Regions from separate parts of the Homo sapiens genome. Here region 1 is linked to region 2. The links are chromatin loops, found by intact Hi-C in ENCODE. Cell type or tissue: chondrocyte. All regions are shown on one strand.

Evidence for each region. A loop is a pair of places that touch in the nucleus more often than their neighbours do. Peaks named below come from ENCODE experiments on the same cell type or tissue, not always from the same donor. Only the 100,000 strongest peaks of a DNase experiment are listed, where the experiment ranks them.
Region 1: it touches region 2 in a loop (4-fold over the local background); 4 of 110 quality-filtered maps call a loop at or near these places.

Annotation. Positions count from the first base shown.
Region 1 is chr10:91,909,104-91,917,103 of GRCh38, forward strand. FGFBP3 (fibroblast growth factor binding protein 3) reads right to left here and starts at 383. Exons shown (of 2, transcript NM_152429.5): 1 at 295-383. FGFBP3-AS1 (FGFBP3 antisense RNA 1) reads left to right here. Exons shown (of 2, transcript NR_199602.1): 2 at 1-245. RefSeq lists an enhancer at 1-23. In chondrocyte, CTCF peaks have their summits at 23, 3,924, 4,157 and 6,794; no DNase peak of the experiment used is centred here.
Region 2 is chr10:90,906,784-90,914,783 of GRCh38, forward strand. It overlaps ANKRD1 (ankyrin repeat domain 1), which reads right to left. Exons shown (of 9, transcript NM_014391.3): 9 at 5,313-6,193. The coding sequence ends at 6,083. It also overlaps a transcript of RPP30 not described here. Among named protein-coding and RNA genes, the nearest start is that of ANKRD1, 10 kb to the right of the region's middle. In chondrocyte, a CTCF peak has its summit at 4,964 (motif pointing right); no DNase peak of the experiment used is centred here.

The DNA of each region.
Region 1 (8,000 bases), 1.0 Mb after region 2:
ACACATGCACCTGCGAACTACTCTTCCGCAGACTTTCTAGAATCTGCAGCCTGCGAGGAGACCCTCTGAGGAGCTTTCCTGGGGAAACTGCTTACTGTCTAAATAATCACTTTCGAACCATGTATGCATTGAGATTTTCTTCCCCTTGCAAATACGATAGCAAAACGATGCGTGATAATTGCCCCCTCTACCCCTTCCTTCATTTTCTCCCTTCTCCAACCTGCAATAAACTATCTACAAAATCATTTCAGATGATTCCTTGGAAACATGCACTTTACTACACTTTGAACTTACCGAGTTCTGGGAGAGGCGCCAAAGCCTTATTAGGGTAGAGGGAACGACTGCACGGGGGAGTAGTCTGTTTTAGCCGGCTCCCTGTGAATGAACGTGGTATCAATGGAACAGAAGAGGCCTACCCTTCTTCGCCCCTCCCCGATTTCTCTCACACTGGGAGACTTATCACCGCCGCGCTTCTCTCTCTCTCTCCCTCTCTCTCTCTGTCTCTCCAGATGGATGATGGAAGCGGTCCTGTAGTATGAAATACAAATCTTGTATTTTGCTTCCAATGTTTAAAATAATCAGGCAAAATTAACCAAGTTTTTCTTCTTTCATGTACTTAACCATCCAAAAAATAAAAATTAAACAAAAGATCTAAGTTTTAAAAGTTAAATAAAATGAAACAAAACAAACTTCAGTATTCTAAACTAGGCATTTTTTACACAATTATATCATTTACATTCTATTTCTCATATTCTGAGTTCTACATTTTTACCTATTATTTCCAATAGCCTTTCTTAAGACTCTCAATCTTAATAATTGTTACTACTAATAAAAATATAATATCCTAGTTTATTAACATACAATAGTGCCCAGCAGTTCACCCAGGAGTGGACATTTGGGCTTTTTATTATTTTTAGGTATTAGAAATCAGTTATAAGGGTCCTCCAAAAATTAGAAGTTTAAAAAAATTATTTGTATTATAGTAGTTGAACGGTAAGATTACCAATTGAAATGGTATAATAGTTAAGAATGTGAGACCAGCCTGGCCTGGTGAAATCCCGTCTCTACTAAAAATACAAAAATTAGCCAGGCGTGGTGGCAGATGCCTGTAATCCCAGCTACTCAGGAGGCTGAGGCAGGAGAATCACTTGAACCCGGGACAGGGCGAGACTGCCTCTCAAAAAAAAAAAAAAAGAGAGAGAGAATGAATGTGTTCTTGAATCTTGAAAATGTTACATTTAAGCAAAGCTGCTTTTTCTGGAGGGGGGGATTGTGTGTGTGTGCGGGGGTTTGTTTGTTTGTTTGTTTGTTTGTTTGTTTTGAGACGGGAGCTCACTCTGTCACCCAGGCTGGAGCGCAGTGGTGCTATCTCGGCTCACTGCAACCTCTGCCTTCCCGGTTCAAGCGATTCACCTGCCTCAGCCTCCCCAGTAGCTGGAATTACAGGTGCCTGCCACAACACCCAGCTAATTTTTAGTGGAGAAGGGGTTTCACCATGTTGCCCAGTCTGGTATCGAACTCCTGACCTGAGATGAGCCACCTGCCTCAGCCTCTCAAAGTGCTGACCAAGCAAAGCTGTTTTTTCTTTCTTTTTTTTTTTTTTTGCTCTTTTTAAAATTTTTATTTAGAAGCCTACTTGTAGAAGTTAGCATAATTTTACAGATTATTAGAAAAATTCAATTATTTTCTCTCTGCAAACAGTTATAATAGGTTAGGAATAATAGATTAGAAATGTACTACATTGCAAAAACAGTGGCCTATAACTATCTGTACATTTACTGTGCACCTTAAGGAAAAGAATTTGACAGTGTGCTATACTTACACTGCAGGTAACATATTTTTATTCTATCACACAAAACTGACCAGTGGTAGTGCTTGAATTTATAAATGGCCATTAAACAGAATATTTAAACTGAGATGTATATTTAGCATGCTAAAAAGTGAAAAAAATTTCAACTGAAGTTCTGTGGCTCATCAGTTCAAATGTTTCATGGCATTTTTTTCTTTAAACGAAAAATTTTGATATTGTAAAACAAATAATTTTACATAATAAATGCAAAAGTATAAAATTTTCTAAATTTTTAGAAAGAATATTTCCATTCATTTTGTCATGGGTTTTGTGTGGCTCCTCTTAATATATTAATGATATTAATAAGACACTGGTCCTATACCACTTTCAGAGTCCATCTTCAATTAAAAACTGTAACAAAAATAAACAGTATGTAGAGTAACACAAAGTAAATTAAATATACTAAACTCACACAACAGGTAGAATAAAATGAAACCAAATTACATAATGGCAGGTTATACATTTTAAAGACTCTCTTTCCACTTAGTCAAATAAGAAAGACATTGAAATGTTAACTTACTGATTTCTGTGGGGTTTTCCCCACTGGTTCAAATGCGAAAGTTTGATATAAATCTAATATTTTATTTCTGTACATTTAACATGATTCAGTATAATCTGCAGTCTCATGTATAGCTTGTCAATAATGCCATCATCACTGTATGTCAAACAAAAAACCTCACTGCTTACTAGAAATGCTAAACACTGGAAAAAATGGAATTTTATACATTTGTTTTCTTAAATTTTGACAGATGTTCTTCAAAAAATTAAAACTGCCTTCCACAAAATTTTGTGTGTATATGGCACAAGTTGACAGCCAAAAAGTGTGAATTCCATCAAAAAGGCACTGTTAACAATACTCAGAATAATCTGACAAGGTCTACATCAATGTCTGAGTAAAGAATAGGTAAATAGACAAACCCTTATAAAAGACAGCATTATTGTTTAAATATACTATAGCTATATAAAAAGAAATAAAGTGACACACAGAAATGACCCTTAGCAAAGCTGTTTTAAAACTTCAGAATATTCCATCATCTTTTAAAAATGTTCTCATTAATAAATGTGATTTTTTTTAATTGCAGAAGTTTATACCTCTGACTGTAATTTTTTTACACAAGTAAATATTTTACTTAAATACTTCCTCAAGATATCAGGAATTCTTATTATATTTCCTAATGTCCTCTTGCATATAGCATTTTCTATTACTGAACTCCTGTTAGTATTATATTTGAACAATTATAGTTTGGTTACTACTATAAAAACCAAAATACTTTAGAATTAGAAGAATATGTTTAAATATATAGTAGTATATATTAAATATATAGCAATGTATATTGACTTCAGAAAGGAAGTTTTTAACACTCTGGTAAAATCAGAGAAACTAGATAACTTGTCCAGGTTCACACATCATTTAGTGATAAAACCACTTACATCTTTCAGTGATCAGTGATCTTTATGTTTTGTCTTTGTATTTTACTATTAGTTATGTTTTAATTATACCAATTCAGGCTGGGCATGGTGGCTCACATCTGTAATCCCAGCACTTTGGGAAGCCAAGGCGGGTGGATCACCTGAGGTCAGGAGTTCGAGACCAGCCTGGCCAACATGGCAAAACCCCATCTCTACTAAAAATACAAAAAGTAGCTGGGCATGGTAGTGCACGCCTGTAATCCCAGCTACTCGGGAGGCTGAGGCAGGAGAATCACTTGAATCCGGGAGGCAGAGATTGCAGTGAGCCGAGGTCACACCACTGCACTCCAGCCTGGGCAACAGAGCAAGACTCTTTCTCAAAAAAACAAAAAACATAAAAATAAAAAAAAAAATTACACCAATTCAACTTATAATGAAAACCAATTTGTACCTATGAAGATTAGAAACATTAACAAGTTTCAAAAATAAGAGTAGCTAATTAATACATTTCACACTTGGAAGCCCTTTCTTTCCCAGAAAACTGTCTTTGTATATGTGAAGCATGGATGAGTAATCCCAGGCTTTTGTCTGTTGCCTTGGCATTACTTTTTGTTAACAACTACTGAACCGAATTGGTACCATTTTTAATGAAAGAATGACATCTTGTGGCATAATGCTCTAATTGCAATAAAAAAATTTATTATCTGAAAGCTGTAATTAAGAGATACTCCAGAGACCATGCTTCGCTGTCACAAACACTGTTCCCAGAGTAAAAAGTAAGGGCACATAGACATATTATGCAATATCAGAAAAGGGGAGTTATTTTTTAAAAAACTGTGGCATAATATGCATAACATAAAATTTGTTGTTTTAACTATTTTTAGGTGTACTCTTCAGTGACATTAAAAAGATTCACACTGTTCTGCAACCATTATAGCTATCCATCTCCAGAACTTTCTTTCGTCCTCCAAAACTGAAACTCTGTACCCATTCCTCCCTTCCCCCAGCCCCTGGCAACCATCATTCTACTTTCTGTCTCTGTGAATTTGACCACTCTAGATATCTTATGGTAAGTGTAATCCTACAGTATTTGTCCTTTGTGATTGGCTTATTTCACTTAACACAATGTCTTCAAGGTTTATCTGTGTTATAGCATGTATCTGAATTTATTTCATTTTTAAGTCTGAATAATATTCCATTGTATGTATATACCACATTTTGTTTACCCATTTAGGTTGTTTCCATACCTTGGCTATTGTAAATAATGCTGCAATTAACATGAAAGTGCAGATATCTTTATGAGGTGATCATTTCATTTTCTTTGGATATATGCCCAGAAGAGGAATTGCTGGGTCACATAGTAGTTGATTTTTAATTTCTTTACAAATCTCCATACTGTTTTCCATAATGGCTGTACCAATCTACATTCTCACCAAGAGTGTACAACCTTTTCCCCACATCCTTGCCAACATTTATCTTTTGACTTTTTGGTAATAGCCATCCTAACGGGTGTGAGGTAGTATCTCATAGTGGTTTTGATTTACAATTCCCTGATGATTAATGGTGTTGAGCACCCTTTCATATACCTGTTGGTGATTTTCATGTTTTCTTTGGAAAAATGTGTATTCAGGTCTTTTTGCCCATTTTTAAATCAGGTTATTTGTTTTTCTACCATTGAGTTGTATGAGTGCTTTATAAATTTTGGACAGTAACCCCTTATTTGATATATGGTTCACAGATATTTTTTCCCAATCTGTAGCTGCCACTTATTTGTTGATTGTTTCCTTGGCTGTGCAGAAGCTTTTTAGTTTCATGTAGTACCATTTATTTATTGTCGCTTTTGTGGCTTGAGCTTTTGGTGTGATGTCCAAAACTCATTGCCAAGGTCCATATCCAGGGGATTTTCCCCTATGTTCTCTTCTGGGAGTTTGATAGTTCCTGGTCTTACAATTAGGTTCTTTATCCATTTTGAGTTGATGTTTTTGTATAGTGTAAGATAATGATCAAATTTCATTCTTTTGCATACGGAAATCCAGTTTTCCCAGCACTATTGAGACTACCCTTATCCCATTGTGTCTCTTATCAAAAATTAGTTGACCATATATGTTTGAATTTATTTCTTCTCTATTCTGTTCCATTGTTCTATGTGTCCGTTTTTATGCCAGTACCATTACTGTTTTGATTACTAAAGCTTTATAATATAATTTTTTTTGAGACAGGGTCTCGCTCTGTTGCCCAGGCTGGAAGGCAGTGGCATGATCATGGCTCACTGCAGCCTCAAACTCTAGGCTCAAGCAATCCTCCCACATCAGCCTCCTGAGTAGCTGGGACTACAGACATGTGCCACCAGACCTGGATAATTTTTTCTACTTTTCATAGAGACACAGTGTCACTATGTTGCCCAGGCTTGTCTCAAATTCCTGGGCTAAAGCAATCCTCCTGCCTCAGCCTCCAAAAGTGCTGGGATTATAGGCTTCAATATAATTTAAAATCAGGAAGTGTAATGCCTCCAACTTTGTTTTACTTTCTCAGAATTGTTTTGGTAATTCATGGTCTTTTATGTTTCCATACAAATTTTAGGATTGCTTTTTCCATTTCTGTGAAGAATGGCACTGGGATTTTTGTAGGGATTGTGTTGAATCTGCATACTGCTTTGGGTAGTATGGATATTTTAACAATATTAATGTTTCTAATACATGAGCATGGGGTAGCTTTCCATTTATTTGTGTCTTCTTCAATTTCTTTCATGAATGTTTTACAGTTTTCAGTGTAATTTTTACACCTCAGTCAGTTAAATTTATTCATAAGTATTTGATTTTATTTTACTTTTTCATCCTATCATAAATGGGATTGTTTTCTTGCATTCTTTTTCTGTTAGGTCATTATGTGTATAAAAATGCTACTGATTTTGGTATGTTCATTTTGTATCCTGAAACTCAATTCATTTAGTGGTTCTAATAGGTTTTTGTGAAATCTTTAAAGTTTTTAAAAATAAGATAATGTCATCTGTAATAGAGATAATTTTACTTCTTTTATAATTTGGACGCTTCTTATTTTTCTTGTCTGATTGCTCTTGGTAGTACTTCTAGTACCGTGTTACATAGAAGTGGTGAGACTGGGCATCCTTGCCTTTGTCTTTTACTACATCTTAGGGGAAAAGCTTTCAGTATTTCCCCATTGATTATATGAGGAACTAATATTATATGTTAGCTGTGGGTTTTTCATAAATGGCTTTTAATATGTTGAGGACCTTTCCTTCTATACCTAAATTATTGTGAGTTTTTATCAAGAAAAAATGTTGGACTTTATTGAATGCTTTTCCCAAATCAATTGAGATGATCATGTGGTTTTTAATCTTTCATTCTGTTAAATCTATCACATCGATTGATATGCATATGTTACACTTATCCTAGCCAGACTTGCATGGCTAGGATAATTCTCATTTGGTCATGATGTATGATCTTTTTTATGTATTGTTAAATTCAGCTTGCTAATATCATATTGAGAATTTTTGCATTAATATTCATCAGAGAGATTGTCCTATAGTTTTCTTTTCTTGTGATATCTTTCACTTAGGTATCAAAGTGAAGATGGCCTCATAAAGTTTATTTGGAAATACTCCCTCTAGCTTTATTTTTTGGAAGAGTTGTATTAAGAAGCATTGGTATTAATTCTTCTTTGAAAGTTTGGTAGAATTCAGTGTGAAGCCATCTGGTCCTGGGCTTGGCTTTTCTTTGTTGGGCAGTTTTTTGTTTTTTTGTTGGTTTTTTGTTTTTTTGTTTTTTTTTTTTTGAGACAGAGTTTCGCTGTTGTTGCTCAGGCTGGAGTGCAATGGCGCAATCTCGGCTCACTGCAACCTCCGCCTCCCAGGTTCAAGCGATTCTCCTGCCTCAGCCTCCCGAGTAGCTGGGATTACAGGCATGCGCCACCACCCCGGCTAATTTTGTATTTTTAGTAGAGATGGGGTTTCTCCATGTTGATCAGACTGGTCTTGAAGTCCCGACCTCAGGTAATCCACCCGCCTTGGCTTCCCAAAGTGCTGGAATTACAGGCATGAGCAACCGTGCCCGGCGTTTCTTGGTTTTTTTCAGATGGAGTCTTGCTCTGTCGTCCAGGCCGTAGTGCACTGGCTCACTGCATTGGCTCATTTGGCTCACTGCAAACTCCGCTTCCCAGGTTCAAGCAATTCTTGTGCCTCAGCCTCCTAAGTAGCTGGAATTACAGGCACCCACCACCAGGCCCAGCTAATTTTTGTATTTTTAGTAGAGATGGGGTTTCATCATGTTGGCCAGGCTGGTCTCAAATTCCTCACCTCAGGTGATCTGCCCGCCTTGGCCTCCCAGAGTGTTGGGATTACAGGCATGAGCCACTGCTCCCAGTTTTTTATTACTACTTCAATCTCTTTATTTGTTATTAGTCGGCTCATGCCTTCTATTTCTTCCTGACTCAATCTTGGTAGGTTGTATTTTTCTAGGAATTTATCCATTTTTTCTAGGTTATCCAATTTATTGGCATATACTTGTTCATAATAGTCCCTTATAATCTTGTTTTTTATTTCTAAGACATCTGTTTTAATTTCTTCACTTTGATTTTTTGAGTCTTCTCTTTATCTCTTACATGATTTATCAATTTTATTTATTTGTTCAAAAAACCAACTCTTAGTTCTATTCTTTCTACGGTTTTTCTGTTCTCTATTTGTTTTATTTCGGTTCTGATTTTCATTGTTTCCTCCCTTCTGTTA
Region 2 (8,000 bases):
GGGAAAGAAGGTCAAAAACAACTTCTAGGACTCTCCATTGGCCAGTGTGGTGTGCCCTTCACTGAAGAGCAAACACAAAATGAAAGATTGTGGGCAAAGAGTTGAGTCAGTGAGAAGGCAAGGAGAGAACCTTATAAAAAAATTGACTATGTGATTAAAAACTTAAAAATTTCCCCCAACGTGTTTATCTTTTCCATTAGCAGAAATAACTAAGAGTTGTCTTAATTCTAATGGGATTTATTCCATATTGTCTCTCATGCCCTCTACCTAGTTATTAGTGCAAATATTTATATGTGGCAACATAAAACTTTTTAACTCTTTATTCTCTTCTCTCGTGTACCCTCCCAGCTCTTTAGGGGAGGTGGATTTGAGGCAGATACCATAAAGAAAAGTTGGTCACATGGTGGTAACACGTTGAAGTTATGCCACATGAGACATCAGCACTGGCAAGAGAAATGTCTGTGTTGTAGATGTTTCACTTGGAAGAAATTGAAGGACCCTGAGCCTTAAAAGTCTGACAAACTTAAGCCAGGACCCCTGTGGGGAAGGTAGAGGGGCCAACAAACAAGATTGGGAGTCAGAGAGATAACAATGAAATCCCCAATGCCTGTGGGAGGTGGACTCCCTGGATTAGTACTAGACAGAAAAGGTACAAAAATATTTCAAACCATTCTCACAACTCTATATGTGTCTATGACCAGATAACTGGAAGACCTTCTGGTTATGGACTATGCGTATACACTCTCCCAGATAGTTAGAGGCATATCTAAGAGGTTAACATATATGATCTTATCCAAAATGGGTCTCTTGGTGCTAGTGTTTTACATCAGACTTCACTGGCTTTCATGTATTTCCACAAGTGCCAAACATTTCTCATATCCTTGCTGTATTCCATAGAGCAGTGTTCCTGCTACCTGGAACACTTGATTCTTGAATAACTCCTGTTTACCTTTCAGACAAACCCTAAAGGTTACCACCTCAAAGAAGTCTTTATAGAAGCCTCATCATCTTAGACACTCTGTATTGTTTCCTTCATCGTATTTACAACAGACAGATACTGTGCACTTACTGCCTCACTTAACGACAGGGATACGTTCTGAAAGGTGCATCATTAGGCGGTTTTGTTGTGTGAACATCACAGAGTGTTACTTACACAAACCTAAATGATACAGCCTACTAAACACCTAGGCTATATGAGCAATACAGCCTATTGCTCTTAGGCTTCAAACTTGTACGACATGTCACTGTACTGAATACTGTAGGCAACTATAACACAGTGGTAAGTATATTGTGTATCTAAACAAACATAGAAAAGGTAATGCACTGTACTATGATGTTACAACAGCTAGGATGTTGCTATCAATAGAAATTTTTCAGCTTCATTTTATTTTTATGGGACCACCTTTGTATATGTGGTTCATTGTTGGCCGAAACACCATTCTGTGGCACATGACTATGTATTTATTCCTCATTATTCCTTTAATATTCATCTCTTCCAGGAGGGCATGTCATGGACAATCTCTTTTTCTTACCACAGGTCTTAGGACCTGGCCTAGCACCTGGCCAAGAACTACTGGCATACCTCCTTTTATTGTGCTTCAATTTATTGTGCTTTGCAAATACTGAATTTTTTACAAGTTGAAGATTTGTGGCACCTCTGTAACCAGCAAGTCTATTGGTGCCATTTTTTCAACATCATGTGCCTGTTTCCTGTCTCGCTCATGTCACATTTTGGTAATTTTCACAATATTAAAAACTTTTTCATTATTATTATATGTGTTTTGTTGGTTAGTGTTCTTTGATTTTACTATTATAACTGTTTTAGGTAGCCACAAATTGCACTCATATCGGACAGTGAACTTAATCCATGAATGTTGTGTGTGTTCTGACTCCTCCATCGACCAGCTTTCCCCATTTCCTTCCCTCTCTTCAGGCCTCCCCATTCCTTGAAACAAAACAATATTGAAATTAGGCCAATTAATAACCCTACAATGGCCTCTAAGTGTTCAAGTGAAAGGAAGAACCACACATCTCTCTCAATCAAAAGCTAGGAATGATTAAGCTTATTGAGAAAGGCATGTAGAAAGCCAAGATAGGCTGAAAACTATGCCTCTCACTCAAGTTGTGAATGCAAAGGAAAAGTTCTTGAAGGAAATTAAAGGTGCTTCTCCAGTGAACACACAAATGATAAAGCAAAACAGCTCTATTGCTGAATGGAGAAAGTTTTTGTGGTCTGGATAGAACACCAAACCAGTTACAATAATGCCTTAATCCAAAGCCTAATCCAGAGGCCCTAACTCTTCAATGCTATGAATGCTGAGAAGTGAGGAAGCTGCTGAAAACAGTTGGAGAACTGCAGCGGAAGTTGGTTCATAAGATTTGAGGAAAGAAGCCATCTCTGTAACATAAAAGTGCAAGGTGAAGCACAAGTGCTGATAGAAGAAAGAAGCTGCAGCGAGTTATCCAGAAGATCTAGCTAAGATAACTGATTAACATGGCTACACTGAGCAACAGATTTTCAATGTAGATGAAACAGCCTTCTATTGGAAGATGCCATGTAGGACTTTGATAGCTAGAGAGGAGAAGTCAATGCCTGGCTTCAAAGCTTCAAAGCTTTGACTCCCTTGTTAGCTGGTGATTTTAAGTTGAAACCAATGCTCATTGACCATTCTGAAAATCCTAGGGTTGTTAAGAATTATGCTAAATCTACTTTGCCTGTGCTCTATAAATTGTACCACAAATCCTTGATGATAGCACATCTTTTTACATCATAGTTTATTGAATATTTTAAGCCCATCATTGAAACCTACTGTTCAGGAAAAAAAAATATTCCTTTCACAACATTACTGCTAATTGAAAATGCACCTGGTCACCCAAGACTGATGGAGACGTGCATCTGATGAGGATGTACAAGGAGATGAATGTTATTCTCATACCTGCTTACACAACATCCATTCTGTAGCCCATGGATCAAGGAGTCATTTTGAATCAAGTCTTATTAAGAAACACATTTCATAAGGCTATATGCCGTAGATAACGATTCCTTTGATGGATCTGGGCAAAATAAATTCAAAACCTTCTGGAAAGGATTCACCATGCTAGATGCCATTAAGAACATTCGTGGGTCATTGGAGGAGGTAAAAATATCATTAACTGGAATTTGAAAGAAGTTAATTCCAACCTGTGTGAATGACTTGGAGGGGTTCAAGACTTCGGTGGAGTAAGTAACTGTTGATGTGGTGGAAATAGCAAGAAAACTAAAAGTGGAGCCTGAACATGTGACTGAATTGTTGCAATCTTGTCATAAAACTTGAACAGCTGAGAAGTTGCTTCCTATGGATGAGCAAAGGAAGTGGTTTCTTGAGATGGAATCTACTCCTAGTGAAGATGCTGTAAACATTGTTGAAATGACAAAAAAAGGATTTTGAATATTACATCAACTTAGTTAATAAAGCAGTAACAGGGTTTGCGAGGATGTACTCCAATTTTGAAAGATGTTCTATTGATAGTAACATGCTATCAAATAGCATCAGATGCTACAGATAAATCTTTTATGAAAGAGTTAATTGATGTGGTAAGCTTATTGTTGTCTTCTTTCAATAAATTGACACAGCCATCCCAATCTTCATCAACTACCACCCTCATCAGTCAGCAGCCATCCACATGGAGGGAAGACCCTCCGCCATTAAAACGATTATGACTCACTGAAGGCTCAGATGATCATTAGCATTTTTTTTAGCAATAAAGTATTTTTAAGTTAAGGTAGGTACAGTGTTTTTTAGACATCGTGCTATAGCACAATTATTAAACCACAGGATAATGTAAACATAACTTTTGTATGCACTAGAAAACCAAAAAAAATTGTGACTCACTTTATTGTGATATTAGTTTTATTATGGTGGTCTGGAGGTCAAAAATCATGGACCTGTGTGTTCTCTCCTGGGAAGTCTTTGACATTGCCAGTCCCTGTCCACAAGAATTGTTAAATCTCCAGTTAATTTGCATTTTTCTAATGATCAGTGATATTGAGCTTTCTTTTCCAGATGTTTGTTGGCCACATGAATATCTTCTTTTGAGAAGTGTCTGTTCGTGTGCTTTGCCCACTTTTTTGATGGGGTTGTTTTTTCTTGTAAATTTAAGTTCCTTGTAGATTCTGGATGTTAGAGCTTTGTCAGATGGATGGAGTCTGAATGGCAGTTACTTAAAAAGTCAAGAAATAACAGATGCTGGCAAGGTTGCAGAAAAATAGGAACACTTTTACACTGTTGGTGGGAATGTAAATTAGTTCATCCATTGTGGAAAATGGTGTGGTGATTCCTCAAAGATCTAGAACCAGAAATACCATTTGACCTAGCAATCCCATTATTGGGTATGTACCCAAAGGAATATAAATCATTCTACTACAAAGATACATGCATGCATATGTTCATTGCAGCACTATTCACAATTGCAAAGACATGGAACCAACCCAAATGCCCATCAATAATAGACTGGATAAAGAAAATATGGTAGATATACACCATGGAATACAACGCAGCCATAAAAAGAATGAGATCATGTCCTTGGCAGGGGCATGGATGCAGCTAGAGGCCATTATTCTCAGCAAATTAACACAGGAGCGGAAAACCAAACACCGCATGTTCTCACTTATAGGTGGGAGCTGAACAATGAGAACACATGGACACAGGGAGGGGAACAAAATACACTGGGACCTGTATAGGGGGTGGGGTGGGAGGAAGGAGAGCATTACGAAAAATAGCTAATGCATGCTGGGCTTAATACCTAAGTGATGGGTTGATAGGTGCAGCAAACCACCATGGCACACGTTTATGTAACACCGCTGCACATCCTGCACATGTACCCCAGAACTTAAAATTTAAATTTAAAAAAGTCACTAGTTAAGCCTTAATGGGAACTTCGTAAGAAATGCGGGTTTACCATGCAGAAATCATTCTGACCACCAGGGGTCTCTTTCTACACACCACTGGGACTGAAAGCTCGCTAGAATTCCTTTGTGTCTTTATGGCTCTCGGCCTAGCTGCTCAGTGTGGTGGTGGCATTTCGTGGCCTGTCACCTGGGAGCTTGTCAGAAAAGCAGAATCTCAGGCCCCACCTGAGACCAGCTGAATCAGAAATCTGCATTTTAACCAGATCCCCAGGTGATCTGTATACATATTAAATACTGGGAGTGCTGTTGTACGGGACATTTCTAATCTGCAAAACTTGGAAAACAATGGAAAAAAAAAACCCTCCTATATAGCTTTTTTTTTCACATAGGACATTTCCACCACACTTATAGAAGGACTTAGAGGTTTAGAGTTTGATTGCCTTTATTATGAATATAAAATGTACATACAATACAATATACATTTATACATTTACAGTTTGCATTTCCTTTCATCTTTTTTGAGCAAATTCAATTCTGCATGTCCCAGTTTGCCGCTCCTTCCACTGATTTGCACTTACACTCATGACGTTCTCTTCACTTGGGTACTCTGTGTACTCGGTAAAAAAAAAAAAAAAAAAAAAAAAAAAAAATCCAGCCTGGGGGTAAAATAGCTGGCTTCACTGTCCTTTTCACAGAATCACTTTCCTTCCATTGTTTCCTTTCCTGTCCCTACATGCCTTCCCTTGCTTCATTCAAACTTCTGCATTAAAAATTCAGGAGAAAAGAGGGCTGTGATAATCAGCCCTCTCTTAAAAACTCTTACATGAGCGAATGACACATAAGTAGGCACTTGAACTTTGCTCTTTCACCTGGTTTAAGAACTACCTATGGGTGGGAAGGCTCTGAAAGTGTTATATACAAATGAAGCTCTGCTCACCAGATGGATGATCATGAAGGTCTGAATATCAGTAGCGTGGCAGTAAATAAATAAACAGGAATACATAAAAATAAATAAGAGTTTCACTAAAGGAAATTTAAACACCTATAACCCTGTGCTTTCTCAAAACTTCATTAGGTACATCTTCACAACACGTTGATAAATAGAAACTAGATTTTATGGCTAGTGTCTCTTCTCTTGGGCCATGCCTTCAAAATGCCAGTGAACATTTACTGATTAAGAGTCTGTCGTTTGCCTCAGAATGTAGCTATGCGAGAGGTCTTGTAGGAGTTCTCTCTGAGGCTGTCGAATATTGCTTTGGTTCCATTCTGCCAGTGTAGCACCAGATCCATCGGCGTCTTCCCAGCCTAATCAAATGAGATAAGGAAAGTTGACTTTCAGGTGGGTGACATCTGTAAATTCACATTCTCTGTGTGTGTTTCATGAGGTAAGGATTAGGTATATGTTATAACAGTGTTTTATGGTTTCCACCAGGAGTGATCTGCAGTTTATACTCAAACCAGTCCTTCACTGTTTCTCAGAGGGATGCTTTTGCCATTTTAGAGCAAAAATCTTTTTCACGTGGGACCATCCCAGGTATTGGTAAAATCCCTTGTCCCTAGACACTATGTGTCAAGAGCACCTCAAGTCATTTTGAAATTTATAAAATGTCTCCATACATCTTCCAGTATCCTGTGGAATGGACTCCCGGAGGTGGGAGCATGCCTCTTGGACCAAGAATCAGTGCCTATCCATTTGAATGATAGTTCTTTGATTGATAAGAAATGATGGTAAATGAGCTGCATCAATAACTTGGCTTAAGGACTTAGGTACTGCTTGGGTACTATTACTGTTCCTGGGAGCAGATTTTTCATAACTTGTCAGAATTTTCAATGGACTCTCCCAGGAAATGTATTTTTCTTGGAGTTGATGGCAATGACACATGTGAACAAATAATTTTTGAGACGAAATTTTGATTTCCCTTATGCACGTGTCTCAAGATTTAAAAATATTAAAACCATGTCATCTCTCAATTCTCATCTATAGATCTGAGAAGTCCAAAATTTTTCCATCTCTATTCATTGAGAAGTTTCTTTTTAACCCAGCGACTGCAAATTGGCAGCTTTGAGATGCAAACCAGAATAGAGACCTGTTTTGTTTTGACCCAAACAGAACTTAGATTTTTTTTAAGATTAGTATGAATTGGCAACAGTTGGAAACCAAGAGCTGGATTTGTGACTTCTATGAAAAAATCAGAAGAGTTAAAAACATGGTACCCATGGTTCCACAGAGCAACATAGACTGGGTTGGGGAAGGGCCACCTTTAAAAGAGTTATGTGCACAGACCCTGACAGCCACACATTGAAGTCACTTAGGCCATCTGCCCGGCACAGTGAGGTCAGTCTGCAGTCAGATTATGAGATCTGTAGGTATTTAAATTAGTGGCCCTATAACCTTCATTTTGGAACTTCCCCACCTCTGTAGTGTCTTTCTCTAGGAACAATCATCAGTAGACATGAATATACAGTTTTGGATAATGAGAAAATATTGTATGCTGCTCCCAATCTCCTTAAGATGGCATCAATAGGTTATTGATCTTTGGGGGAAACATCAATCCATTGGGTCAATGACATTAATAGTTCCATAAACCTGATGCTAATATCTAACTGATAATTCAGAACCCTAAGCCGTATTTGTATATTTTGGGCTACTCTTCCATAAATTCCTTGCACTTCTCTCCATTGAAATTTATATTGTGATTTTTCTGGCTACTTACACAGTCTCCCTAAACCTGTATGCTATTTGTCTCTGCTGGTAGTGTCTCACTGCCTGAAAAAAAATCTTCACATTTTCTGCAGCTTTCAAGATTTCATTTAACCTGCTCTTTTTCTGATAGTTTAAAAAAATATTAGATAGGATCAATTCCAATATCTAGACTGAGGAAGCCCTACTGTTAACACTTTCCCATCCCAAGCAATCTTCATTTATCACCATTCTTTGATCCTGTCACCAAGCCAGATTTGTTTTAAAAGATAAGATATTCCTCTCAGTCTTTGCAACACAAATAAGGGGAGAAAATTATTTGCATTTATATGATGACTGAGTTTCCCTCCCCCCCCCCCCACTCTTTTTTGTAAAGTGATTCTTCAAAAGCTTCTTTAAAATTATTTCTTC